3 separate regions of the Homo sapiens genome follow, and all the other regions are linked to region 2. A link is a contact called in ENCODE Hi-C or POLR2A ChIA-PET data. All regions are on one chromosome and are shown on one strand. Each heading gives the region's core, a stretch centred on a gene start or an enhancer-like site at or near the end of the contact. The rest is flanking DNA. Distances are from core to core; before and after follow the strand shown. Region 1 overlaps ZBTB20 (zinc finger and BTB domain containing 20). Region 2 overlaps ZBTB20 (zinc finger and BTB domain containing 20). Region 3 overlaps ZBTB20 (zinc finger and BTB domain containing 20).

Region 1 (3,511 bases), core at 501-3,000, 64 kb before region 2:
AACACAAACATTGATTTTTTGACTTAGTGTTTTGTTGAAACCAACAATTACAAGGACCAACTCAAACATGGCTAAAAGTGGGAATAAAAATAAGATTTCTTTTATCCTGATAAAAGATTTTTTATCACCAAGAACGTTACAGTATGACCTACTTAAGTGAATACTTATTAAAGAAACAGATTCATTTAAAAAACATGTTTTTAGGTAAATAGGAACGGTGCAAGTGTTTCTTTGAAATCTTACAAAAGATAAAAATTAATTGAACTAACTAAGGTTCCTTACCCTATGCAAATAAGAAACGGCTTAGAAAGAAATGTCTTCAAACTGTTGAAATGTATATTCCTTAGTTGGTGTAACCAATGTGAGGTCTCAGTTACTATAATAGCAAATGTTCTATTAGATTTAAGCACATCAGTGCAAATTATTAAAATGAGACTGTCTTTGTTTAAAATAAAGCTTTAAAAAATGTAATGTAATCTCTGAGGGAGTATTGCCTGAAATGAAAGTTTTAGGCCGAGCTCTGCCACAATCCTATTGCGCATCTTGGTTCATCTGATTAAACATCTTTGGGTCTCAAAATTCACATACATTCACATTTCTAAAGTGAGTGTGATATAAAGTCATAGCTTGATCATCAAACTCCTTTCTAGCCCTAAAATTCTACGTATCTAATGAGATTAATTTATCATGAGGTGTTTTTCTTCTTTCCTTTGTTAATTTCCTTACAATAAATAGACAAATAAATGATCAAATAAGCAAATAAATAAATATTAAAAAGACATACACACACTGATAGCTATCCATCTGAATAGGAAGAAAGACTTTTTTTTGTTTGCCATTATCTATCCCCTAATGTGTATTTAAAAAGAGAGCTCCCACAGAAAAGATTTTTATTTTTTTCTAAATCAAAAATAGTGTATCATTTATTTGCCATTTAAGTTCTACTAAGAAGGAAAACACAAAATCATTATGGAAATCCTATTAGGAACTTTAGAAAGAAAAAGCTGATGAAATTCCATTTACAATTCAAATTGTTCATTCACGTATTTCCTTTTGCAGAAACTTTAAATGCTGCCTCAAACTATCTTCACCTCTTTTTCCAGGGACAATATCCCTAACTCTGTTAAAAAAAAAAAAAGGCTCTCTTCTCACACCCTTCCCACCTGTCCTCTGAGGTAGTTGTTCCACAAAGCTAAGGTATAGATTACATCAAGAGATATTTGGGATGGGAGTAAAACATTTCACCCTGGAGACAGTAATGTGTGCAATTTGCCAAGTCTAAAAGAAAGTTAAGCCTCATCACCACTTTGGCAAGAAATGTGGTTCTCATGGATGGACAATGATTATCATTTTTACACAGAACTTTTGAAAATGAAAGTACCTGGGGCACCAGCCAGAAAATAAGTACGAGAATGCAAGTTTTTTGCGTCAATATTTAAATCAGACAAAACACTATCAGTGTACCCTTAACAGACCTGAAGCGTCTAGAAAGAATACAAGGCAGCTGACACCTTGGTGAATAAGAGCAGCTCAGTTTTATGAAAAGGCCAAAGTCTTAGGGCAAACTCTCTGTTGTTCCAAGTGCTGATATACCTATGGCATCAACAAAGGCAAAACACCATAGGGGGCAATAGGCAAGGCTTCTCTTACAGGCAAGGCTCCTGTTAAAGGCTGGGACCCTCTGGACTACACACTCGAGGAACCCCAAGTGTGGGTCCCTGAGGGGAGGAAGTTTCCTCAAACAGAACGGCGAGAGGCTGAAGTTACACAGTGTAGGAGTACTCCCTGCTGGCAGCTGAGGTTGGAAATGAACTGGTGATGTCCTAGAGAGGGCTGCTTAAATTTTCTATGAGGAGGCTAATGGAGATAACAGTGCTCTTGAGGGGACAAGAGCATGGGTCTGATTAGGTTTAGATAACTCCAGATATTATGCTGAGTGAGGAGGAGGTTAAGGGAAGCTACTGATGACAGGAACTCCAACAATTGACAAAAACTATGTGTAGAGCTGGTATATACAATTTTCATTTAAGTTTCCCATCTCATATCATTCTATAAAGCATACACAGCCGTATGTGCACATGTGTGTGGGGTTCAGAGGATGCAGGAAGAAATCTATTTCTGTGCAGTTCATTTTACCCCTGCAAGAACAATCTTTGAAACCGTCTAATGTATTCACATTTATGTTTTACAAGGAATCCCTTCCATACTTCTAATGGACCTGCCTGGTATGCCCCCTGTACCACTATACCTAATCCCTAGGCAGGTGGTCTTTGTATGGGCCTGGGGCAACCACACTGGTTTCTCCCCAGTGCTCTGCTCTGTTAGGGTTCTTCTGCATAATAAAATGAAGGTCAAAATGGCAGCCTGCTAAAAGCAGCAGTATTTCAGTTGCAGGAATAACTTGCTTGTCATCAACTTGTTAATGCAATAGTCAAACATTTCTCTGACATGTACAGTATCAGCTAACTTCAGCAGATAAAGGGTCTAGAACAGGAAGATGCTGCAGATGCTTTAGCTCGGAGGAAGGCTTAGCAGAGCCAAAACGTCAGCAGGGCCTGTTTGTTCCATACTTTCCATCGGGCTCTGTGAAAGAAATGTTAGATTACTGCAATGACAAGTTTGTGACAAGCAAGTCATTTGTGCAACTGGTGCGCTCCTGTTTTTATCTGTTTACCATTCAGACTTGTGAATGCCATTTCAAGCACTTAGAGGATTTCTGGCTCCCATTAAGGGGAAATGGTTCCTCCATGTTTAGAATTTTCTACCTCAAAGAGAATTACTAAGCAATTATTTGTTCCTGTGGTCAGTGTCACACAAAAGCACTCTTGAGTTGTTTAGCTGGACTCTGAATCATGAAATGAAGTCCTGAAGACTGGATAGCTTGGAGCATCAAAAATTTCCCATCTAGTTTATTGGAATGACTACAAAGCAAGCCTGTGAGAGACAATAAAATTATGGCCAGCTTGAAATACCTTGCCCTTTTGCTCTGGGATCATATATCAAGGCCATATGCTTCAAGCCACATAAACTCACTTGTAACAAGTAGATCCTGAGAAGCTAAGGCCTGGCGATGTCACACTGACATGTGATTTAGCATATGACTGTTTTGGTGACAAGGACCACTTTAGCTGTTGAGAAGAGAATTTCCACTGACTTCTCTCTATACCTTGTGGGTAACTATAGGGTCAATACTAATCCAGAGAACATTTTAACTGTGGTAAAATAAAGTAATATAATATCAAATTAATAACTAGGGCCATCCTCACTAGGCTGACTTTTTAATAGTGAATGGAGACCCTGGCAGATTTGAGATCAAGAATTCAAGATCCTCTCATTAGGTCCTTCACCTGAAGTTGCTGAGTTTCTTCAAGTCATTTTAACCTCCTGGGACGAAGGTAGAAAATAACAGCACATGTTCCTTTCCATCTGACATAAATGGTCTCAGGGTCAATATTACAAAAGATGAAGAGTGCCTTCAGACTCAAGAACAAGAATGATACTCTCTAAACAT
Region 2 (3,324 bases), core at 181-2,680:
AGTTGATTTTACTGTAGTATAGAATGTATTATGACATTCCATTATCCTCTTATTACTCATCAATAAAAAATTTATTGAGAAAACAATTAATTATAATTAATATTTATTATTCATTACTAGTAGGCATTGTAGTAATTACACTATTATTGGTATTTTAAATATCATTAATAGCTATAAACATGTTATACATAATAATAATAGAAACCATTTGTGGAGTGCTTACTGTGTAATACATTTTGCTAAGCATTTTATATACATTCTTAAAATTAATAATTTCAAAGATTTAATGAGCTAAGTGTCACCAGATAAACGAGAAGACATAATAATCTTTATTTATTAAAGGAAAACTTGCCATATCCACACAATCTTCCAAAGCACTGATAGAACAGAATGATGGCATGATGGCATCTTAAATTTAGAAAGTGTCATTCATAAAAGTGTACTGTTAACTACTAATTTGTGCTATCTGCAATAATAATATTATATTACACAAGATGGAAAGGCTACCCCCTAAAAGATAGCATTTGATAAATTGTACATAAAAATCTAGAAGAATAAGAGTATAACAGAGGAGTGAAATTTGATCTGAAATACAGAGAAAATTAAGAAAAACAAAACATGTTAGCCCTACTGGAATTTGTCTCAATGTATTTCAAGGTTCAAAGTATAGCAGAGGAAGATCATTGACACTGTCAGAGGATTATCATTAAATTTCAACCCAAAGGCAACTAACTCAAACTATGCAGATATGGAAAGTAGTGTTTCCTAAAATGAAACTAAGGCAAATATTATTTATTCTAGCTTCTACTCTTTTGACTAATCAGCTGACCCAGAAATTAAATATTTAAAGGCTTAAAAATAATATAGTTTTAAGAAGTTGACCTATACGTTACTAAATAAAATGATCCTCGTTGTATTTGAAGTAGCTCACCATTTAAAAATTTAATCTATGTCCACCCATTTTCTTTCTTCCCAAATAATACAATGATTTAATTACCCCACAGTTTAATTTGACAGAGGAGCCAAAAAGATACACTATTCCTTCATTGTTAACTTTAAGGAGAAAAATACACTATAAACTATATTAGAAATCTTATTTTTTGGGTGTCCACCACAATGTTTTCACTACAAAATCCCTTGCTGCCTGAATACAAAATGTTACCATTCAATCAGATGAGTCTCCATGAAGTTAGAAACATTCAAGTGAAACTCATAAAATAAAGAAGATATACTCTAAAAATTCCAGTTCTTGAGAAGCTGTTTACACACAAAAGGGCTATTAAAAGTGAAAGGGTAAGTAGAAAATCTTCTGGGCTCATTTAATAAAAGAATGTAGAGTTCCATGGGATTCTTTTCTAAAGAAACCACTAACAATGTTGCAGATCTACAAATCCTAAAAGAGTGCATAATGGACTCAAGTCTCTGCTTTGTGACTCATGGGTGTACTTCATCAGGATGTACTTCCTCTTTTAGGGGGTCATATAGGTGAATAAGCTGACAACACCTTCAGAGAGAGAAATTCCACATGTGTCATAGGAATAGAATTTATTTGATCTCAAGCTTTCTATATATAGAAAAAAAACAAATTCTAATCCAAACTTTAATGAATTCAGTATTGTTGTTGTTGGTTTGCCTCTAGAATGTCTCTTTTGACCAAGTCACATTCCTTTAAATTTACACTAGGTAAATTATATATTTTCCAAATCTTTTATAAAAGCATAAGCTAAATGAGATAACATTAAAAGGCTGATTGGAGATTTCCCTTTAAAAGCAGTCATAAGAACAACAGCAATAATAATATAACAACAATATACACTACATTTTGGGCACCATGCTTTGAATTTATATACACTAATATTATTAAGGCAATCTGTGCTTTTGAGAAGCTACTCCAGACTAGGCACTACACAAACTCTGCCACACACAAGAGAGAAACAATTTCAATTACAAAGAGAGCTAGAAAATAAAATGGATAAGAGTATCATGAAAGATTTTTTGTAAAACTGAATAGATCCTTTCATGTTTCTCAGTTTTAATCTCTCCAAATATCCCTATTGTCTGCTTTTTAAAAGAAAAAACACTGTAAAAATTCTGAAAAAATTATTCACAAAGAAAACTTCCACTCGTTTATATAAAGCATTATTATTAACTTCATAACATGCATAATATCATCTATTTCTGAAAGACCATTGAAAAGTAGCCATAAAAACTTAAAAAATTGAAAATAATCTTTAGAGATCAACAGGCCAGGAAGAGTTCTAAGAATATGCATTGGCCTTTACTAACCATTTTCAATGCCATGCACTTTTGTCTGTCAATACTTTCTCCTGTTATTTTTAATATCCCTAGATTAAGAAATATTAACATCTATTTACAAAAAAATATTCTAACAGTTTCCCCCACAAAAGCATATTCCCATGAAGATCAAGAAAACAAAAAACATAGCAGGGAGTCAGTATTCTGACAGCCTTTTAGTCTTCTTCATCTTCTTCCTACTATTATTATTAGACCTACTGCCTATTACCAGTAGGCTTTTTAAAGGTCTTGGACATAAATATCAGTTGTTAAGTTGCTATTTTCATGGTCATTTAAAATTATTTCAACCATAAATGCTTTTAATTTCCTGAATATCTTAAAGCTGTCTAAGTATAAATATTCTCCCATTATATTCCTCTGTGCTAACACAATAATCTAGTTGGAGTCAAGTTTCATGAAAATAAGAAAATTGGTACATTATAACATTTTAAACACTGAAAAATAAACGTGATAGCTGTAGGATGTAAAGTGTAGTCAGGCCTGTAGAACTTCGGATGCATCATTTTACAATATCATTTATCATTTTGATAAAACTGAGGTCAAGTTTCTAAAAATACAACTTGTTAAAAGCAGGAATAAATGAATGAGAGATGAGTCAGCTCGTTTGATGGAAAGGGTTTAAAAAATACTTCAAAAGCATACCACATGACTTGGTAAATATTCAGTGTATCAAAATGTAGTTGCCATCTGGCATTGATAGACTGGGCTAGAATATGTGTTTAAAAAGAACAAGAAAGGAAATAACTCAGCCAGGTTAATGTGCACTTGTCTACATTTCATAATTCAGGTATTAAGTGCTTTAATAAATATTCACTATGAAAGAAAGGCTGCATTACAATCAGACTTGGGCAGTATTTGTTGGGGACAGCTAGAAAGAAATGAAAGAAGACAAGACCTGATGGCACTTAAGAAAGCTAAAAACAACAATAAAAAAGTGGTTTAGGTAAACAGAATTCTCAATCATATGTAATATTGCCAGAACACTAGTATCACAGTTAAATGCAGGGA
Region 3 (3,338 bases), core at 35-2,534, 97 kb before region 2:
GCGATTCTCGTGCCTCAGCGTCCCGAGTAGCTGTGATTACAGGTATGTGCCACCATGTCCATCTAATTTTTGTATTTTTAGCAGAGACGGGGTTTTGCCATGTTGGCCAGGCTTGTGTTGAACTCCTGGCCACAAAGGATCGGCCCAGCTCAGCCTCCCAAAGTGCTGGAATTATACACATAAGCCACCACAACTGGCCAAAATAAATTTTTTTAAAGAGGATACTGAGCATCTGAAACAAGGGGGGTTTGTAGACTCACAAGGATTAAAAATTATTTCGATTGTCTTTAAATCGATTGTTTTTTAATCGATTAAAAATATATTCGATTGAATATAGTGATGCATTTATCAGTCTATCATTCTGTAAATAGTATGGAAAATTCTGGAAAAAAATTCCTGTTCACAATAAAAGAGATTCAATTTGCGTAACGATATTTACTGTGTGCCTACTGTGTCCTGTCCTAAGACACAGTATTAAAGTTCTTTCACTTAAAGAGTTCATACCTAGCAGAGGGATTAGACAAATTTATAGACAATTATGCAAATTAAGTAATAAGCTTTACAAAAGAAGTGCACAAAAATTTATTGTGGGCGGGTGGTATATACAAGTCAATGACTTTCGTTGCATGGGAGAGCTAAAGAGAAGTAAGCAATAAGGGCCTCAGAAAGTTAGAGGCATTTGGGATGAGCCTTTGAGGATAGGTAATATTTGATATATGGAAATGAAGATAGAGATATACATAAGCAACAAAGTGAAGAATGATAGATTGGAAGTGGGCTATTCAGGAAAAAATGCTTTTCTTTGGAAACCATGGATAATATTTCAGCTTCTATTCTTATAAATTAGTCTCAGCAAAGTTGCCACTTATCATATGTTCAATATGAAGTATTTTCCTTGCCTATAAGAAACACTACAAGGATGTGAGTAGAGGTGAAACATAGAGTAGACGTGTCCCAATTGTACCCCAGATGTGTTTGTAAACTTCTAGGTATGGTTTCCAAAGAAATAAAGCTCACAGAACTTTTATTAAGAACACTTTTATTTCTATAAATAAATGGAAACTCATCTTCAGCTAAAAATATAGTGGCGGCTCACATCTATAATCCCAGCACTCTGGGAAGCCCATGTGGGGGGATCACTTGAGGCCAGGAGTGTGAGACCAGCCTGGACAGCATAGTAAGACTCCTTCTCTACAAAATATTATTTTAAAACATTATTTGGGCATGGTTGCTCATGTCTATAATCTCAGCTACTCAGGGGGTGAGGTGGGAGGATCATTTAGCCCAGAAGGTGGAGGCTGCAGTGAGTCATGATTTGTCATTGCACTCCAGCCTGGGTGACGGAGCGAGACCTTGTCTCTAAACAAAACAAAACAAAACTTGGAAATTCTAGATATCCAGGTATTTATTCACTACCACATAGCTTAACTGTATTTCCTTATTATTTTGTCTCTAGCTGAAGTTCTCTGGAATGGTCATGAAGAGAGAAAACATCAAAGATTAGGAAATCTATCCCAAAAAGATCACAAAATCAAGGACAGTGACACCTTTTTGAGCTTTTTACTTGACTCTTCCTGTTTTTTTTTTTTTCCACTTCCCTTAGTCATTCACTAATCAGTTCTGCTTTAGAACCATTAAAATAATAGAAAAGTTACAGAAACTTGGTAAAATGTTTCTCTGGCCTATTTCCAAACCGCCCAAAATTAATGGGAAATGGTTAAAGTCAAAAAAGCTTTTTCTCTGACATGGATTTCTAAACAATATAATTATGGTTCACTCCATGGTTATGAGCTTTGGGAGCTCCCACAAAAAAGTCTTTGCTGCAGATGTGGCCACTGGCTGCTATACCAGGCAATTTGATTCATGTTTGTTGTTGTTAAAAAAATATATAAAACTCTCTTATGTTGGATTAAGAGGCTTTTAAGAGGAAGCTAGACAGAAAGGCCAGGTCTCTCTCTATTTGCTCATTCATGACAAAGGTGGAAGCTTCAAATTTGTGATACATGTGAAGAAGGTGTCTGTTACTTCGTGTTACATTTTTGCCTTCAGAATTATTGTTTTCAATCATTCTATTTTATATAAATGCACAAAAAATAAGTCCAAGCTAAACTAGTGATGCTGGGTCACTCCAAGAAGTGTCCTCAATATAGCTTCACAAATTTACCCTTTTCTCTCCAAATCCACGTTTATTTCTTGAGACAGTTATATGATGTTTTGCCAAGAAAGCAACTGGGAGCAATGCCTTATGTTTAACTGGGCTTTTAGATTTGAGAAGCAATCCAATCCAAGACTTCATGATAAGACTTCCACAGCAATTGGATATTAGTGACATATAAGGACCTTAAGAACTCCACCATTTTATACTCTATATAAATGTATGATGTGGTACACAAAGTATTAATCAATACTTCATGAGCATAGTAGCTCTGTTTATACCAATTTCTAGCAATGTACATTAGGCAATTTTGTAGAAAAAATATAATAATTGAAAGTATAATTTAACTTCCACTCCATGAACACTTAGCCTCTTCATACCATCCTCTTCCAAGCATTTCTTTGGTCCTTGGAAAATCAGTGAAAAATCTGAAAAATTGGGATTTTGTGTTTGATTATATGTACATTTACTACAAGTATACTGGGCTTTCCTTTTCTGATGCTATAGAGATGAACTATAGCTTTCCTAACTCAGTCTTATTATTAGCCAGGTCCAGTTTATATTAGTTAAAATGAACATCATAAATTTACAGTATAACTTATCTGGTACATTCCTTCTATTGTAGTTTGAAAATGTGCCATTCAGGACTGAAATGACTTAAACATAATCAGATTTTATTTCTAGAGAAGTAAAGTCTATACTTCTATAATTCTGTGAACCCATCAGCAATTAACTTTGTCCCAGTAGAATTAATATAGTGTTCAAGTTCAGGATTGAGTAGATGAGAAGAGGAAGGAACAATAAAACTCATTCACTCCCATGCTAGGTTCTGCAAAATAGCTTCCATATTCCCATAATGTGATATTTATCTTCCTTATAATAGCACATTTAAAGTCAGTAACCCTAAAAATCTCCTACATAAAGGTTTGCATCTTTCCCCTTAAAAATGTACAGATGAGCTTGTGATAAAGAGATGATGTCTCCTGCCAAATTGTAATATCATATAGACCAGTTCCAGGCAAAGTATTGAAGAAGCAGTCAAAACTTCATATACCTATCTATCCTTGTCAGCCTCACGTATTCATGGATGGGGTCACAGCTTATCCCTTTATTCTTTTTGGTTAGAAAGTCTTTCCAGATGAGGTCATCATTTTCATTACTCTGTTTCTTCCTCTCTCACTAG

Evidence for each region. A loop is a pair of places that touch in the nucleus more often than their neighbours do. ChIA-PET counts read pairs that join two places held with the same protein, here RNA polymerase II (POLR2A).
Region 1: a map of endothelial cell of hepatic sinusoid shows a loop between it and region 2 (4-fold over the local background). The contact joins two enhancer-like sites. A Hi-C loop is called at or near these places in 1 of 168 maps with a recorded cell type or tissue (endothelial cell of hepatic sinusoid). POLR2A ChIA-PET finds 5 or more read pairs at or near these places in 3 of 52 experiments (OCI-LY7, PC-9 and T-cell).
Region 3: a map of HCT116 shows a loop between it and region 2 (3-fold over the local background). The contact joins two enhancer-like sites. A Hi-C loop is called at or near these places in 3 of 168 maps with a recorded cell type or tissue (Calu3, HCT116 and endothelial cell of hepatic sinusoid). POLR2A ChIA-PET finds 5 or more read pairs at or near these places in 1 of 52 experiments (endothelial cell of umbilical vein).

The regions. Positions count from the first base shown.
Region 1 is chr3:114,583,402-114,586,912 of GRCh38, forward strand. All of the region lies in intron 6 of ZBTB20 (zinc finger and BTB domain containing 20), which reads right to left. Among named protein-coding and RNA genes, the nearest start is that of ZBTB20-AS5, 130 kb to the left of the region's middle. Within about 2 kb of position 1,751, at least 7 of the 41 ENCODE cell types and tissues checked have a DNase peak (open chromatin) inside an H3K27ac peak, as active enhancers do.
Region 2 is chr3:114,648,086-114,651,409 of GRCh38, forward strand. The region is part of intron 6 of ZBTB20 (zinc finger and BTB domain containing 20); the gene reads right to left. Among named protein-coding and RNA genes, the nearest start is that of MIR4796, 94 kb to the right of the region's middle. Within about 2 kb of position 1,431, at least 3 of the 41 ENCODE cell types and tissues checked have a DNase peak (open chromatin) inside an H3K27ac peak, as active enhancers do; they include HCT116, where a contact is called at or near this core.
Region 3 is chr3:114,550,852-114,554,189 of GRCh38, forward strand. All of the region lies in intron 6 of ZBTB20 (zinc finger and BTB domain containing 20), which reads right to left. Among named protein-coding and RNA genes, the nearest start is that of ZBTB20-AS5, 99 kb to the left of the region's middle. Within about 2 kb of position 1,285, at least 4 of the 41 ENCODE cell types and tissues checked have a DNase peak (open chromatin) inside an H3K27ac peak, as active enhancers do; they include HCT116, where a contact is called at or near this core.